Linked DNA regions of Mus musculus: region 1 is linked to region 2. Evidence: chromatin contacts called from ENCODE Hi-C data. All regions are on one chromosome and are shown on one strand. Each heading gives the region's core, a stretch centred on a gene start or an enhancer-like site at or near the end of the contact. The rest is flanking DNA. Distances are from core to core; before and after follow the strand shown. Region 1 holds the start of Kcnk18 (potassium channel, subfamily K, member 18). Region 2 holds the start of Trpm3 (transient receptor potential cation channel, subfamily M, member 3).

Region 1 (3,805 bases), core at 999-3,498, about 37 Mb after region 2:
TTCTGCCATCAGGGCTATATCTCCAGCTTTGTACATCTGTCTTTTCTGGAAGAACTGTCCTTATCTTGTTAAGCCTATAGAAGATCACATGACCTCTCCTCAGGGCAGAATCAAAGGGCTACAAGTAGAAATTTAAGCAAGAAGTAATTCTCTGGAGGCTGCACATATCGGTAGGTGGGGTCAAATAAGCAAGCCTTGGAGGTCTGGCTTTCTCTCCCACCCTCTTCCTGCCAACCTTTTATATGAAGACTTTCTTCCTTCCGTTCCCACACTCTCCCCTGCCGTGATTAAAACCCGCAGGATACAAATATAAAGTTGGCTGTACAACTTGATTGTAACACAGCAATTTGATCTTTAGGAGTCAATGCCATGCTTCATGTAGGCGTGTAATTGGCTTCTCATTACTTGTAAAAGACTTGGTGGGTTATTTGTGCTTGAGCAGCTTGGCCCCTGAATGCCTGTATGAGAGGTGGGAGGACTGGGGGAGAGAGTGGAGTAGAATATGGTGGCCAGGGTCTTCTGGAGAACTGCGCTATTCCTCCCGTCTTGGTCCATTCACGTTTATAGCAAAAGCCGCACATTGGGTAATTTATAAAAAGCAGTAGTTAATGTCATGCAATTCTAGAGCTAGAGATCCAGTGTGACACTACTCAGAGTGTCAGTATCTGATGAGGACCTACTCTGCTGACCACATCCTCACCTGGGGGCTGCTTACTTTGCCTTCTGAGTTAGTTCTTCCAAGCTGTATATAATGGTGACTAATTATTTTACTGAGAATTAATAAACTCTAAAAACTCTTTTTAAAGTAATTTTTTACTATTACGCTGTGTATATGGATGTTTTGCCCGCATGTAATTCTGCATACCACGTACATATAGTTCCCGTGGTGCCCAGAAGATTCACTGGATCCTATGAAGTTACAGACAGCTGTGAGTCGTCGAGTGAGTCCTAGGAATCCAACCGAGGTGCTCTGGAAGAGCAGCCAGCGGTCTCTCCAACCCTGAGAGTTTATTTCTTCATAATTTTTAAGTATCTATTTATTAGTGTGTGCGTTCACGTGCACATGCATGCACATACCATGGAACACACATGGAAGCCGGAGGGCAACTTGCAGAAGCCAGTTCTCTCATTCCACTTGTGGATTTCGGTTGTCAAGCCTGGTAGCATGCACCCTGACCTGCCGAGCCAAGAGGCGCTCTTTTTCTAGTCACCTCAGACAGAAGGACATTGACTCAGCAGCAGAGACAATTCTACCCAAGTCCAGGTGGATGGGCAGCTCATAGACAGCTACATCGCTAAAGAAGGGTCCCTCTCCCCGGCCTCTGACGTATCCTCAGAACGGGGAGGGACCTTGTGGATGTCTCACGTGGGTAGTCACAGATGCTCTGATTCCCAGCTAGCAATAGCCACATAAGACCCAAAAGACAGAATTTCCTAACAGAGAAAGTTTCCTAACAGAGTTTCCTAACAGAGAATTTGGGAGGACAACTACATTCAAGCCAGAACACTTCACTCACCCTGGATTAGAAAGATTTACTTTCCTCTAGAGGAGGAAGAGCTCAATAAATAGTGAGTTCAGGCTAGGTAGATGACTATGTGCCTTGCCGACATGAGTTCCATCCCCAAAATCATCATTTGAAAAAAAGAAGAAAAAGGCAGGGACTGACAGCACCTGTTTATGATCCCAGTACTGGGGAGGCGGAGCCTGGGGAGGCGGAGCCTGGGGAGGCGGAGCCTGGGGAGGCGGAGCCTGGGGAGGCGGAGCCTGGGGCGTTAGAGACAGGTGAAAGGGGTTTCCAGACCAGGCAGCCTGGACTATTTGGCAAGTTCCAGGTCACTGAGAGACCCAGACAGGTTCCAGCATTTTGGAAACAGTGAGCCTATGCTGTGCTAATTCTTATTCCTGTTGTCCAGTATTCCAGGTATGCCGGGGTAAGGAGTGCCTGAATTGTTCAGAAAGAACAGTCATTTGACTAAGTACTGAATGCCAGATTTGGTACCTGGAAACCGAAGCTGCAGTTTCAGAACAGGAAAGGCAGAGCAAAGTACAAAACAATCTCTGAGGTCCTCCTAAAGTCCCCGCCAGAAACTCTGGAGCTGGTCAGGAGGATCAATAACAATTTGGGGCACTAGCAGGGGCGCCATCCCAGTTGTTTGGATGAGCCAAACATGATGGGTTCCGGCTGCTTCCCAGTCCTCTGGGAAGCTCACGCACCATCCACTTAAGGCTGGAGCCTGGCCATTCTCCGGCCACTCCCACCTTCCTCTCCCAGGCTGTATGCTCCAGCCTCCTCTACACACTCCTCCTGTCCTGCCCTCAGCTGCTCCAAGAGGATGGAGGCTGAGGAGCCACCTGAGGCCAGGAGATGCTGTCCCGAGGCCCTGGGGAAGGCCAGGGGATGCTGCCCCGAAGCCCTGGGCAAGCTTCTGCCCGGCCTCTGCTTCCTTTGCTGCCTGGTGACCTATGCGCTGGTGGGTGCTGCTCTCTTCTCCGCTGTCGAGGGCCGCCCTGACCCAGAAGCAGAGGAGAACCCTGAGTTGAAGAAGTTCCTGGACGATCTGTGCAACATCCTGAAATGTAACCTGACAGGTAGGTGCCAAGGAGCCGTTACTGCCTCGGAGGTGCCCCGGCAGGAGGCTGTGAGCAGCTTGCCTATAACATTCTCACTCCTGACAGAATGTAGGCAAATGGTTTCCCCGGGTCTCACTTCTGTTCTCTGAGTAGTGGAGAGATGAACAGACGCCCTCCCAGGGGTGCAGTGAGGAAAGTTAGAGCCATAAGCAGGTGCTCTTAAGGCCCAGCTTTCCCTTCCCAGCTGTGCCTCAGGCTCCCATCAGCCCCACCCGGCCTCCAGGCCTAAGGAGAGGGTTAGTCCCTGGAGACTTGGTGGGTTGGGCGGGATCAGAGGTGCAACTCCAGCTTTAAGACTTCATGGAATCATCTAAACTGGGCTTGGATTTCCCCAGAATGGTCATATTGATTCCTATTTCAGTCTGTTTGCAGTGGGCTTGTAGGGGGTGGGGTCAGGGGCTGGGACTGGTGATGGCCAGGTTGTTGTTTTAGCTGAGTGGGTGGGATTCGTGCCTGCAGGACCATATCCTGCGGGAGAGAAGGGGAACCCACCTTCTGAGACCAGCCAGTAGTAAGAACCCTTTTCCAGCGGAGATGAGATGCACTAGGTCTCTGCAAGGCAGGAGATGCTCGTCAGGCATCCTTAGTGCCTGTCCATCTGTATTGCATCCCTTGATTTGGTTTGGTCGTGCAAAGGAATAATCAACAGAGTACTAGAAGGCCAGAGATGAAAGATAGTCAGCAGAGCGAGAGAAAATAAAAGAGAAAAAGAAATAAATGAGAAAACAGAGCCTGCTTTCCCCTGCTCACGGTCCTGCATGGCCTTTGCATGCCAGTGCTCCCTGGGGACATGGTTTGGGGGCAGCTGGTGCTCCCCGGGAACATGGTTTGGGGGCCTTGTCAGCTGGGTCTGAGTGAAAGCTGGTCCCAGAGAGCAGAGACCCGCTCTGTGGAGGGTGCCTCTTTCTTGCACCTTTGTCATAGCGACGGTTCTACTCAGTGGCCAGGGAGATGCTTAGGTGCTGTTGGGACACTTGCGGCTGTCATAAGACTCCTGTCTCCATCAAGTTCAGGGCTCCCTGAACCAGCCCCCACCTCAGATTCACCCAGGGGTCTTCTTAAATCACACATCTCCAAGCTTTCTTCCAGATCCACACAATCAGGATCCCTGAGGCTGGACTGGAAATCTCATTTGTCAAGGGGATCCTGGACACACAGCAGCAGGGTGTGCAG
Region 2 (3,756 bases), core at 276-2,775:
TTCTCCCCACTGTGGACATAGGATGGTGACAGGAAATGAATCATATGTGAACCCTGTTACATTGACACTACTTTAATAGAGACTAATCCGATGCAGGATTTTTTTTTTTTTTTTTTAATGTTCAAGTCAGTGGTTCTGCAGTACTCAGCATCTCTGACTCTGGAGCACTTTAGGAAATGGCGCAGTGATGCAGGTGTCAGGTATTGTTACATTCTTTGTTCTTGATCCTAAAAGGCAGGCTTATAGCACATCTGCTCTAACCCCTCTGGATTTTATCCCAGAATACACAGTAGTCTCAGGAGTGGAAAGGGGAGGGGTCTGTTACCCATTTCTTCTAGTTAATTAAAAATGAAAAATCTCTACAGTCACTGGAAAGGAAATAAGGTGGAAATTTTAAGTACCCCAGAAACACTTGAAGGGCAAGGGTGTGGGGAGTCTCCTGGGCAGAGTCTTTTGTCAGTGATACTACTAAACTTTAATGTCTGGGGAGAGTGGGTAGTTCAAATAAGAGGTGTGAAAGGGCCACCCCCAGCCCTAACCCAGCCCTCCTGAGCTTCCCTGCTTTAAGTGAAACTGGCCAAATTCTGCCTTTAAATGGAAAAGTTCCCTCATGTTCCCTTTCACCATGGGAGCTTTAAAAACTGTTGGCTCCAATGGAGCCACACTTTTGTAAAGCCTCCTTCAAAAATTATTGAGAAGAGGGGGACACTCAAGGAAACCATTTTTTGTGGACAGTACCCTGTAGGGCACTTTAAGGGTTAAAGTTTGTTGCAGAGAAGGTCTATCTTGTGGGAATATCCCCCAATATAGAAACAACTATTGTTGAAAGGGTAAGCCACAAACGTCTTCTTTTGCACAGCTTTCTGTGACAGGAGTAACTCCTTGTTCCCTGTGTGTGTATGTGCGAGTTTGACTAAGCCTCTGACCATCTATCATCTACATGGGGCTTGCTTGTATCAATCAGGGTGCAGACTGTCAATCATAGTTAATAAAAGACTTCAGAACACAGCAGGGATCTCCTTTTACTATAGATCCATTCTACGATAGCTCTCAATTTATTATGTCACACAAATCAAAAAGGAAGCATTTATCTTATCATTCAGAGGCATCCCTTCTCCCTCCCGGTGTCCTAGCCCCTCCCCCTGCGCCAGTTTCCAGCCCCTCAAAGATGCTTTGTGCAAAAAAGTATAAGTTCTCCTTCTGGGTTCATTTTTGTTCCTTTTTGCTCTCCTCCTGGCTCCCCCCCAAAACAAGAGAGCAAAGCAAATGGCCCGGGTTCCCCCCCAACGCCTGACCTGTGTTTGCAGAAGGAGAGCAGGAGAGGGAGCGCGCATTCTGGAGCAGGCTCCTCTGACTCCGACCACAGGCTGTTTTGTGCAGGCTGTCCCTCTCCTTCGAAATCAAGCATCCCCCTCCCCGAAGCAGCAGGCAGCGTGCCTCCATTCGGCCACATTTGGTATGCATGAGCACGGCTGCAGGAAGAGGGGAGGTGGCTTTCTTAAGAAGGTTCAGGGGCTCAGGAAACGCCACTTGACTAGACTCCCAAGTTCCAGGAAGCCTCTGCCCTAATGGAATTTGCAGGTGTGGAGATGACCATGGGATGCCAGGGCCGTGGGGGACCGTTTATTTTCTAGGCACTGCCCAGATTTGCAGTTTCTTGTCTTCCCGGTGGAATTTGGAAGGGGTCATGAATCAGACTGATGCTTCTCGACCCCTAAATTGGACCATCCGGAAGCTATGCCACGCAGCCTTTCTCCCATCTGTCAGACTTCTCAAGGTACTGTAACTTGCTGCTTTGAATGGCTCTTACTCTGCTTTTCAGGTTGAAACGCCCAACTTCGCACTTGGGCTGGGACGCCAGTTCTGGGGCGTGAGAATGCATGCAGTTCTGGCTTGTATTACCCATGGCTAGAGAGAGTTCCCAACACCCCTACCCCACCCCCACCCCCACGCAGCCTGGAGGATAGCCTGAGCCACACTAGGGAATTAGATACGGTCTCAGGGATGGGGCTACCTGTGCGCATCCCCACCTTTCTTAACCATTAGTCCGCCAAACAATGGATTCTCTTATTTGGAAGGATGAGAATAATAGTGGGCATGAAATCGCTTCCTCTTCTGCATTTGGCTCCAGAGCTCATTTTCTTTCCCTGGGGAAGCCCTTCGACCCACTTTCCCTTAAATGGAACCTGAGAGAACAAAGGATTCTCCTCCTTATTTTAAAAGCTCCCTGGCTAGGTGGTCAGTCAGGTAGAGACAAAGGAAGAATGGACCTTATCCCATAGTGACTTTTTAAAGGCACGGTCATTTCTATCTCTTGGTCACTGGACTGGAGTCAGTGTGGAAAAGTATTGTTTCGCATCCGTGGAAGGAAGCCGTATCTAGCTCTGAGTTACACAAAAGATTCCTACTACACCTGAGCTGCAGTTGCTAGTTGTGTCCACAGTGCTCCTGTTTCTGGAAGCAAATGTATTAAAGATGCTGAAAAAGTCCTCACAACTCCTTGGGAATCTACCTTCATCCTCTGCCTGACAGGGAAGGACACAAAGTGTGAAGGCGTGGAGGAGAAATATTGCTTAGAAAAGAAAAACGTGCTAACCTTTGGGGGTGGGGGTGGGAGAGCATAACGGAATGTTCCACATTAAAGTTTGCCAGGCAAGACAAGTCCTTAATTCTCCTTTTCCTATTATATATGATCTTCTGATTTAATTACTAGTGACCATAGAGGGAACTGGCTGCAACAGAGGAATGATGGATTAGCCCTGAATAAATCACTCCTTTTTTTTTGGGGGGGGGGGGGGAGGTGGTATTCTGGTTAGGTTTGATGTGGACAGATCAGATAATTCTAAATAGCTAAGTGGTGTCTCGTTACCAAATATGACCCATTGTCTGAGTTTCCCTGACCCTGTTAAACACAAACTGGTATTAACTTTCACAAAGTGTGCCCCCAAGTGCCCTTCAAACCTCATCTTATGGTTGTCATGGCAATGACTTGCTTCCTAAGGGATATTTGGAAAGGAGAACATTTGAGGGCATAGGGAGTGGTTGAAATTTCTACACTTATGGGTGTTTTTGCTGTATTGGAGCAACATGTGTAATGAAGCGTGAAAAAGAATGAGGCCAGAGGATTAACAAATGAATGTGAATTTCCCTCCAGATTTAGTAGTCAATCAAGACTAGGGAAAAGAATGTTTTGGCAAATTCACTATGACTAAAAAAGTGAAGTTTTGTGAGCCCATGTGTAATAAGAACTACCTTTTCAGTTAATGCTGTTCACTGGCTTGACCCCAAAGTGATGCTTTTTAACTCATCTTAACAGTTATATGTATATATTATTAATGCATTCTCAATGTATTATTAATTAGTGCTCATTTTTAAAAATAGAAACTGTTATTAATATACACTTCACAAAGCCAGGAGAGAAGTTTGTATTTGAGATAGATGACTTATTTTTAGAAGAACTCTGTCATCCTTTAAAATTGAACACACAAACACACAGACACATACAGAGACACACACACACACACATACAGAGAGAGAGAGAGAGAGAGAGAGAGAGAGAGAGACTATGGCCAGGAGACCAGAGCTTATGTTTTCATCTAACTTCACCCTTCCATTATTCCACTCACTAATGTGGTTCTTGATAACCCTCCATCTAATAAAGAACATTAGTAAGCCTCCTTTTGCTGATTGCAGGATCTGAAAGAGGGGATGCGTTTTATTAGAGAACTTTCTCCCTAAATGACATCTGTGCATTTG

What was found. A loop is a pair of places that touch in the nucleus more often than their neighbours do.
Region 1: a loop to region 2 is called in a map of T-helper 17 cell, with 90 times the contacts of the local background. The contact joins the promoter of Kcnk18 here to the promoter of Trpm3 in region 2. A Hi-C loop is called at or near these places in 3 of 37 maps with a recorded cell type or tissue (T-helper 17 cell and regulatory T cell).

What each region holds. Positions count from the first base shown.
Region 1 is chr19:59,217,400-59,221,204 of GRCm38, forward strand. Kcnk18 (potassium channel, subfamily K, member 18) reads left to right here and starts at 2,249. Exons shown (of 3, transcript NM_207261.3): 1 at 2,249-2,590. The coding sequence starts at 2,335.
Region 2 is chr19:22,446,683-22,450,438 of GRCm38, forward strand. Trpm3 (transient receptor potential cation channel, subfamily M, member 3) reads left to right here and starts at 1,526. Exons shown (of 26, transcript NM_001362491.1): 1 at 1,526-1,777. The coding sequence starts at 1,601. It overlaps Gm27151 (predicted gene 27151), which reads right to left and starts at 1,900. Exons shown (of 3, transcript NR_168265.1): 1 at 1,296-1,900; 2 at 1-9.